Regions from separate parts of the Homo sapiens genome. Here region 1 is linked to region 2. Evidence: chromatin contacts called from ENCODE Hi-C or POLR2A ChIA-PET data. All regions are on one chromosome and are shown on one strand. The core of a region is the stretch at or near the end of the contact, and the rest is flanking DNA. Distances in the headings are between cores, read along the strand shown. Region 1 holds the start of ADGRL1 (adhesion G protein-coupled receptor L1). Region 2 holds the start of C19orf53 (chromosome 19 open reading frame 53).

Evidence for each region. Hi-C counts contacts between places; a loop is a spot of excess contacts on that map. ChIA-PET counts read pairs that join two places held with the same protein, here RNA polymerase II (POLR2A). Pooled maps may share reads with other maps.
Region 1: a loop to region 2 is called in a pooled map, with 10 times the contacts of the local background. The contact joins the promoter of ADGRL1 here to the promoter of C19orf53 in region 2. A Hi-C loop is called at or near these places in 6 of 50 pooled maps. POLR2A ChIA-PET finds 5 or more read pairs at or near these places in 2 of 52 experiments (CD4-positive, alpha-beta T cell and activated naive CD8-positive, alpha-beta T cell).

The regions. Positions count from the first base shown.
Region 1 is chr19:14,203,529-14,208,021 of GRCh38, reverse strand. ADGRL1 (adhesion G protein-coupled receptor L1) reads left to right here and starts at 1,853. Exons shown (of 23, transcript NM_014921.5): 1 at 1,853-2,037. RefSeq lists silencers at 1,060-1,159, 1,180-1,239.
Region 2 is chr19:13,772,368-13,776,797 of GRCh38, reverse strand. C19orf53 (chromosome 19 open reading frame 53) reads right to left here and starts at 2,342. Exons shown (of 3, transcript NM_014047.3): 1 at 2,224-2,342; 2 at 2,091-2,146. The coding sequence starts at 2,320. It overlaps MRI1 (methylthioribose-1-phosphate isomerase 1), which reads right to left. Exons shown (of 6, transcript NM_001031727.4): 6 at 2,516-4,430. RefSeq lists enhancers at 1,277-1,805, 1,806-2,335, 2,312-2,511, 2,582-2,651.

The DNA of each region.
Region 1 (4,493 bases), core at 604-3,103, 430 kb before region 2:
CAGAGAGCCAAGCCGGGTCCAACAGCCTTCCCCACCCCAGAGAGGGGGTGCGGGGGCTCCCTCTGCAGCCTCAACCCGAAACCTGCCCCTCGCCTCACTTGGTCTGATGCCTGGGAACCCAAGCCTGCTTCTTGCCCTACTTCTTAGAGTCCACCAGCTGCAATGGAGTTGTTAGGTGTTGAAAATCCATGCCGGGTTTTTACTCTTTTAGAGAACATAAAATTCAATTTTTCCCCTCGCACCCCCTCCCCAAAAGCAAGACTTTGAGGCGTTTACAGGTACAAACCTCCCCCTAACGCTTCCCTCCGCCCCTGCTGCCCGGTCAGCTCCAAGCCCCTGTCCCGGTGGCCCAGGATCTTCTGCTGAGGGTCTCATCCCGTCCCGCGCTCCAGTCCTGGCTTTGCGTGCCTCCCTCGCCTTTTATTGTAGGTCTGGTCTCCCAGGGTAGCGGCCTCATCGCATTCCCTTCGCAGCGCCCCTGGATCCAGAAACCGCTTTTACCTGTCCGCTCCGGTGCAGCCAGCGCGCCAAATCCCTTCGTACCCGAGTCCAGTCCTCCTTTTGCCCGTCCCCCTTGCACGTCGCTGCCAGGAAGATGAGGGCAGCCCAAGTCGCCTCAGCCACTAAGCATCCCCCTTCCAGAACCCCCCACCATGCGAACCCAGGTCCCGGGAGTTCCGGGCCGGGTCTTGCTTGTTTCCACTGCGTTAGGCCTGACGCATTACTCCGTCTCCCGAGAAAGAATCCGGCCCGAAATTTGCGTGCCCCGGGTGCATTTGGCCATGTCGCATCTACCCCCCAACCCCCCGCTCCAACACCGTTCCTCCCATCTTTATCTAATCCAACTCGGGTTTTGCACAACCCTTCCAGATCTCCCCATTTGCGCCCTCCTTCCCCGGGCTCGGCGCCTTTCCTTATACTTCACTGGAAAATCCGCTCCGGGTCTTCCTTACGCCTGTCTCCCTTCCCCCACTCCCCGCTCCAACGCGGGGCTCCAGCACGTCGCTTTCCCTCTCCCTGCTTTTCCAGGGAGGAGGCGAGAGGAGGCGAAAGGAAGGAAAGTCCAGCCCGGGTTTTCGGGCCGGCTCCTGGGGCGCTCAAGCGGGTTGCGGCGGCCAGTCCCGGGCGGCGACTCCGGGCCGGGTTTTGCGCGCGCCCACCGCCCCCCTCCCGGAGCGGGTGCGCCGGGGAGCGGGGCGAGCAGGCGGCTTGTCATTGCTGGTGCCCGGCGCCGGCTCGGTCCGCGCGTCCTGCGGTGCCCACGGGCCCGGCCCGGCGCCCCCCCTCCGGCCGCACCGGGGGCGCGACGCCGCGGCACCCGCCTCCAGCCGCGCCGCCCCCCTCCGCCAGCTCCGCGCCGCCCGCCCCCAACCCGAGCTCCCCGCGGCCACTGCGGGGAGCCCGAGCCGTCGGCGCGGGAGCTGTCGGCGCTGCGGTGCCCCCGCCCCGCCGTCTGCCGAGGAGGCCCCGGCTGATGGGGCCGCGCGGGCCCCGGAGCGGCGCCGCCGGGCGGCGGGGGCCTGCAGGGGCGCCCCGGCTGCCCCGTTAACCCCTCGTCCACCGCCGGCGTCGGAGGGGGCTGGGAAGTCGCCTGGGCGCACACGTGCCGCCTCCGTCGGGGCCGCGGAGCTGCGGGGGAGATGCGGGCCGCTGCCGGCGCCGCCTCGGGGCGCTCCGCCTCGCCCCAGCCCCCGGCGCTCTGACGCCGCCCCCGCCCCACCGCCTCCCTCCCCGGGAGGGGCGCAGACCCGATCGCCCCCAGTCCCGAGCCTCCGCCGCCGCGAGGGGGCCGCCTTTGGATCCGTGTAATCCGCCTCTTTTTTTTCTTTTCTTTTCTTTTTTTTTTTTTTTCCTAATTTTTGGTCGGCGGCGGTGCTGGGCCAGGGGAAGGAAGGGACACGGAGGCCGCCCTCGTCCCGCCACCTCCTACCCGCTTCCCCCCAGCCCCGGCTCCGGGAGATGTGCCGGGCGGGGGGCCCGGGTTCGCCGAGCCGCAGGAGAGACACGCTGGGCCGACCCCAGAGAGGCGCTGGACAGGTGAGTGTCTGCGGGCCCAGGGCGAGGGGCGAAGCCGCACCTGGGCCAGGTGTGCGGGGCGCGTGGAAGAGGGGAGGCGGGAAGGATGGGAGGCCGGGGCCTGTCCTGGCCGCGAGGGGGGAGGGGACACGGGAGCCGCGCGGGGCACCGCACCTGAGCGGGAGGGGCGTCGGGGGCAGCCCGCACCTCACCCCCACTGGCGAGGGGCCTGGGAGGGGCGGCCCCCACGGAGCGCCCGGGGCGCGGGGGTGCGGACGGGCTACCGCAGGGTGCCTGGCGGGGGGAGGGGACCGCGAGTGTGCCCGCGCGTGGCTGCGTGTGCCCGCGCGCGCGCCAGCCTTTGTGGGGAAGCGGCGCGGCGGTGCCTGCGTGTCCCCGGTGCGTGTGCGCGCGGGTGCTTGGCGCCCTGTTTGTGTAGGTGTCTGGGTGTGAGCGGAGGGGGTGCGTGTGCGCGCCGCGCGCCGGCCCCGCGCCCCAGAGGAGCCGTGTCGGGGGCTGGCACCACAGGATGCTGGGCGAGGGGGTTGTTTTTCTCTGGGAGGCAGTGGCGCGGGGGATGGGGAGGGGTCCGTCTGGGTGTCCAGCCGGCCGCAGTCCGGGGGGCGCCGCTGTCAGGAGGAGGGGGTGCAGCCGGGCAGCACCTTCTCTCCGTGGTGCCGGGTTAAAGCACGGGAGGCCGGCAGGTTTGATCCACTCGGATTATTCGTGCTTTGAGGACAGCTCCCCACCCCCACCCCAGGTGCGCATTGGATTGAGCTGCGAGGGTTTGGTTGTCATCCTCCCATCTGACGGTCCTGGGACCCGAGTCCAGGCCTGAAGTGGTGGGGTGGGGGGATGCTGTGTTTGCTCCAGCCGTGTCCAGAAAATGCCCTCCCAGGTATCTCTCCAGTGCACCCCTGGCCCCCATCTGAAGACAGCCGCTGGCTACACACACCCCTGTCTCTACACTTCCAGTCCGGGTCCTCACACTGCCCCATCCCTGGCCAACACCTCACTGTACCTGCCTGGACCCTTTCTTCCTGTTCCAACCCCCATCCACCCCCAGCCATGCCAGCTGCGTGGGTGTTTCTGTATCCCAGTTCCAGGCAGGGCCCCCCCTTCCGCCTGGCTTCCACCGGACTCAGAGCTGGGGTCTGTCTTCCCACATCCCACTTCCCAACATGTGTGCCTGGGGGCAGGAGGGGGAGGGGTTCAAAATGGCTGCCAAGATGGCTGGCTCGCGCGCTCTCTCTCTCTCTGTCTGTCTCTCTCTCTCTCTCTCTCTCTCTCTCACTCTCTCTGTCTTTCTCTATCTCTCTCTGTCTTTCTCTCTTCCCCTCTCTGCTTGCCCGGCTCCCTTATCCTGGTAGGGAGTCACTGCTTAGAGGAGGTCGGATCCAGTGGGGCACACCTGAGGGTGAATGTCTATTCCGGGCCGTTGACCTCCATGCTGTTTGGGGACAGACCATTGGTTTCTGCTTCTCTCTCCAACACCCCAAGGGCTGGCATGAGTCTAACCTGACCCCAGACCCCACTCCTTCACCCTGGCTCACAGCCTGAAAGCTCCGTGCCCTCCACCTGCTCTCCAGGGCCTGGCCCCCTGAATTGATCAACCCCACGGAGGGTCCACACCCCTCATTCTCTTCTCCTGTCTGCCCCCGGCAGGGGACTCTGCGTGGGTCCCTGTCAGGCCCCAGCTTTGGGGGGCAGGTGACTTCTCCTTCCTCCCTGCTCCCCTCCCACTAATGCCAAATTTATTACTTAAAAGTAGGATGAAAACAGGGAGAATAAGAGAAGGATTACAACCTTCATTATCATATCGAGAAAATTATCCGTGATTTTCCTAACTAGCAATTTGTCTGCCATGCCGTTCAGAACTGACTTGCCCATTAATTACAGAGATGAAAAATCATCTGGAATTCGGAAAAGGGAACTAATTCCATGGCTGGCAGCGATCGCACCCGTGCACGGAGCCACATACGTGTGCGACATACGTGTGCGCTCACATGTGGGTCCCGGCCCTCCTGCTGGTCTTGCCACCATCTTCCTACCCAGCTTGGTGACCTCCCTCATGGCCCCGCTCGGTCCACCCCATGTGTGTGTGGCATCTGCTCTGGGACACCCCTGCAGGCCCTCTTTCTCTCCAAGGGGCGCCCATCTCAATCCCCACTTCTGGGCGCTTGCGTACCCCGTGATCACCCACGCTGATTCCTGCTCTTGGGGGTGTAGCTGGCGCCCAGGCTTGGGGAGGATGGGGAGCTGGGGACCAGCACACCTGGGCTGTGGAGCCTGCAGGGAGGGGGTGGAAGGGGGGGACTCGAAGCCCAGCTTCTATTCCCAGCCTGCCCAGGGGAGCCCTTTCTCCTGGGGGGCCTTGGAGGACCCTGTGGGCACGTTGGGGAGGAGCCTACAGGCGCCTCAGCTGCACGGGAGTGTGTTTGCATCCAGCAGTTTGGGCTCCTGGCGGGTGGCCTCTC
Region 2 (4,430 bases), core at 1,093-3,592:
GCTATGGCAAAGAGGAAACAGGAGTGAGGAGGGATGGGTACAGGTCACCATCAAGGCAGGCCTCTTTGAAGAGAGTTGGAAGAAGGGAGCAGTGTGTATTATTGGGAGAGGAATCCAGGCAGAGGAAACAGCCAGTGCAAAAGTTCTCAGGTGGGACAAGGAGCCCAGGAAGGGCTCCGGGAAGGAGGGGTCAGGGGCCAGTAAGGCTAGAGGGAGTTAGCAGAGGAGAGGGTGGAAGGAGACGAGGGCAGATTCTACAGGGCCTTGTGGCTGAGTGAGGACTGGACCTTTTTCCTGGGTGAGGTGGAAGCCATGGAGGATTCTGAGCCAAGGAGGGAGGGAACCGACTCAGGTGCTCATGGGCACCCTCTGGCTTCTGTGAGAGGACCAGGTGGGATCCAGGAGACAAGGGAGAAGGTGGCTGCACTGGTCCCGGTGGGAAATGATGTGGGTGGGACCAGGTAGGGGCCAAGAAGATGGGAGGCGGGTGGATTCTGGATTGATTCTAAGGGCAAAATAGGGGCGAGCACAGTGGCTCATGCCTGTAATCCCAGCACTTTGGGAGGCCGAGGCGGGTAGATCATGAGGTCAGGAGTTCGAGACCAGCCTGGCCAACATAGTGAAACCCCATCTCTACTAAAATTACAAAAAAAAAAAAAAAAAAAAAAAAAAATTAGCCCGGTGTGGTGGTGCAGGCCTGTAATCCCAGTTACTCGGGAGGCTGAGGGAGGAAAATCGCTTGAACCCAGGAGGCAGAGGTTGCACCTAAGCCAAGATCACTCAACTGCACTCCAGCCTGGGCGACAGAGCGAGACTCCATCTCAAAAAAACAAAACAAAACAAATGGGATGAGACCGGGATGTGAGAGAAAGGAGGGATTCAAGGATGACCTATGGCATCTGGAAGGAAGTGATCACAGGGGGAGGAGGGCAGAATGGGAAGGGAGGATCAGGAATTTGGTTTTGGACATGCTGAGTGCAAGGTGACCATGAGATTCCCCACTCCACGGAGGTAAGCGGGCCAGTGGGTACCCAGTTCTGAGAAAACCGACACTCTGGGGTGACGAAACAATTTGCTCAAGATCACAGGGCTGTTTACTGTGGAGTACAATTCAAACCCAGGTTTGACTCCCACCAAAACCAGTTTTAAATCTCCTTCCAACTTCTTTACAAGCTCAACCTTACCCATCTACATATAAATGTTGCACTTAAAAACAACCATAGGGTGGCTCACGCCTGTAATCCCAGCATTTTGGGAGGCAGAGGCGGGAGGATGCCTTGAGGCCAGGAGTTCAAGACCAGCCCGAGCAGCATAGTGAAACCTGTCTCTACCAAAAATACAAAAAAAATAAAATTAGCCGCGTATTGGCGAGCACCTGCAATTCTACCTACTCGAGAGGCTGAGACGGAAAGATTGCCTAAGTCCAGGAGGCTGAGGCTGCAGTGAGCTATAATGGGGCCACTGCACTCCAGCCTGGGCAACAGTGAGACCCTGACTCAAAAAAAAATGACGATAACCAACGCACCCTCACACTTCTTTGAGCCCTCTGCTGTTCTAGGTTTACAAAGCTGGGCTTTCAATTCCCTTCCCATGTCACCTCGCTGTCTTCCTGAGTTCAATTAAAGAAAACAGTAACAGCAAGAGGCTGACGTTATTGGAACCCTTTTTGGGCCGCAGGTCTTGCTTCTACGAGGCCCTTTTGAAGTGGTAAGTGGTGTTCCTGCACCCCTTGCACAAGGAAGAAAAGGGAGGCCCACAGAGCTGGGAGTCCTCCAGGCCTCATCCCTTGCCCTTTGCCGATCCCTGTGCTCCTTCCCTCGCCGGCCTCCAGATTTCATCTCTCGTCCCTAGCACGTCCCCCAGCCCCTATCCCTCGCCAGCTTCCACCTCTTACCCCTCTCTGCGCCCCGGGCTCCATCCTTCGCTCCTAACGCGGCCCCTGGCTCTATCCCCTCGCTCCTAGCTCGTCCCCAGGATCCACCCTCTCCCCTCACTGATCCCCGGGCTCCACCCATCCCCCCTCGCCGTCCTCCGGGTTCCACCCCTCGCTACTCGCCGCCCTCCGGGCTCCATCTCTCGCCCCCGCACACCTTCTTGAGCTTTTGCTGCTGCACGACGCGCGCCTTCTTGGGAGCGATAACACGACCTGGGGAAAGATGTGCTCACGTGAGGCCGGGAAGCCGGGGGTCCACCTCGCCCCCAAGTCCCCGGGCCGCTCCTTACCGCCTTTTCTTGGGCCCCGATTCTTTTCAGAGGCTGCCGCTGCCGTCTTACTCTTTGCGGGTTTGTGCGCCTGAAACTTGCGCTGCCCCTGCGCCATGGTCCGGCACGCAGCGGAAGAGGCGGGACTGTGAGCAGTCGTAGCCGGAAGGCACAGGGAACCATGGGATACAGCGGGGCGGAAAAACGCAAGAACTCACGGGATACAACGTGGCACAGAGTTAAAGAGACAGCATCCCACAAGGGTAGTGTAGTGGATCACAGTTGGAGTTTTCAAACATTACGAACAAAACGGTGACAATGATAAGCTAACGTTTATTGAGAGCTTATGTGTTTTAGAAAACTTACAACGTTTTATGATCTTTACACATAAAAACTCAGACTAGGTTAGGGTGTGGCACTCACCTCTGGTACAGAATTTAAGAAGGTTCAAAAACTTTGGTAATAGTAAACAATATTTTCAAGACTTAAAAAATATTTTAATATCCAAAATAATCAAATTGTTAAACTACATCCTGCAGACCGGCAGCATAATTTTGTAAATAAAGTTTTAGTGGAACCAGGGTGTTGAGGTCAGTAAGCTCAAGGCACAAGTGCGGGGTTCTAGCCTCTTCAAAATTTTATTTAGGCCGGGCACGGTGGCTCACGCTTGTAATCCCAGCACTTTCGGAGGCCGCGGGGCGCGGATCACCCGAGGTCAGGAGTTGGAGACCAGCCACGACTAACATGGTGTCTCCAATAAAAATACAAAAATTAGCCAGGCATAGTGCCAGGCTCCTGTAATCCCAGCTACTCGGGAGGCTGAGGCAGGAGAGTCGCTTGAACCCAGAAGGCGGAGGTTGCAGTGAGCTGAGATGGCACCACTGTACTCCAGCCTGGGCGACAGAGCGAGACCCCGTCTCAAACAAATACTTGTTTTGTTCATCATGGATTTTTTTTTTTTTTTAAAGAGATGGGGTCTCACTCTGTTGCTTAGGGTGAAGTGCAGTAGTGCAATCAAAGCACACTGCATCCTTGAACTCCTGGGCTCAAGCCATCCTCCCACTTCAGCCTGAGTAGCTGGGGCTAGAGGTGTGAGTTCCATGCCCAGCTCATTGTTTTTAAATTTTTGTTTGTAGAGACAAGCTCTTCCTATGTTACCCAAACTGGTCTCAAACACCTGGGCTCAAGGGATCCTCCCAAAGTGCTGGAATTACAGGCATGAGCCACCAAGCCTGGCCTCATCATGGATTTTTGCATTAATTTTGATTTTTAAAAAATACTGCTGTAAGGTCAGGCACAGTGGCTCATGCCTGTAGTCCCAGCACTTTGGGAGGCTGAGGCAGGGGGATCATTTGAGTCAGGAGTTCGAGACCAGCCTGGCCAACATGGTGAAATCATGTCTCTACTAAAAATAGAAAAATTAGCTGGGCATGGTGGCGCATGCCTGTAATCCCAGCTACTCAGGAGGCTGTGGCAGGAGAATCGCTTGAACCGGGGAGGCACAGGTTTCAGTGAGCTGAGATCTCGCCTCTACATTCCAGCCTGGGTAACGAGTGATACTTGATCTCAAAAAAAAAAAACCCAAAACAAAATATTGCTTTAAAATATTTTTTATCTTGGTTGCTGAGCTTTTTTGGTGTCCTCTTAAAATTCTGCCCTGGAGATGTCACCCTAGCTCCAGCCCTGACCTTAAGAGGGAGGTACTAGTATTATCCACATTTATTTTTTATTTTTTTAATTAAATAATTAATTAATTATATTTATTTTTGAGACGGAGTCTCGCTCTGTTGCCCAGGCTGGAGTGCAGTGGCGCTATCTCGGCTCACTGCAAGCTCTGCCTCCCAGTTTCACGCCATTCTCCTGCCTCAGCCTCCCAAGTAGCTGGGACTGCAGGTGCCCACCACCACACCCGGCTAATTTTTTGTATTTTTAGTAGAGATGGGGTTTCACCATGTTAGCCAGGATGGTCTCAATCTCCTGATCTTGTGATCCACCTGCCTCGGCCTCCCAAAGTGCTGGGATTACAGGTGTGAGCCACTGCGCCCGGCCTGTTATCCACATTTTATAAATGAGGAAACCAAGGCACAGAGAGGTGAAGTGACTTGCCCAAGATCATACAGTGGGAAAAGTGGCGGAGTCAGGATTTGAATCTGGGCAGCCTGGCTCTAGGTGCTGGGCTCTAGATGGAAGGCCCTGTCTGAGCTCCCTGCACTAGGAACAAGTGTGGT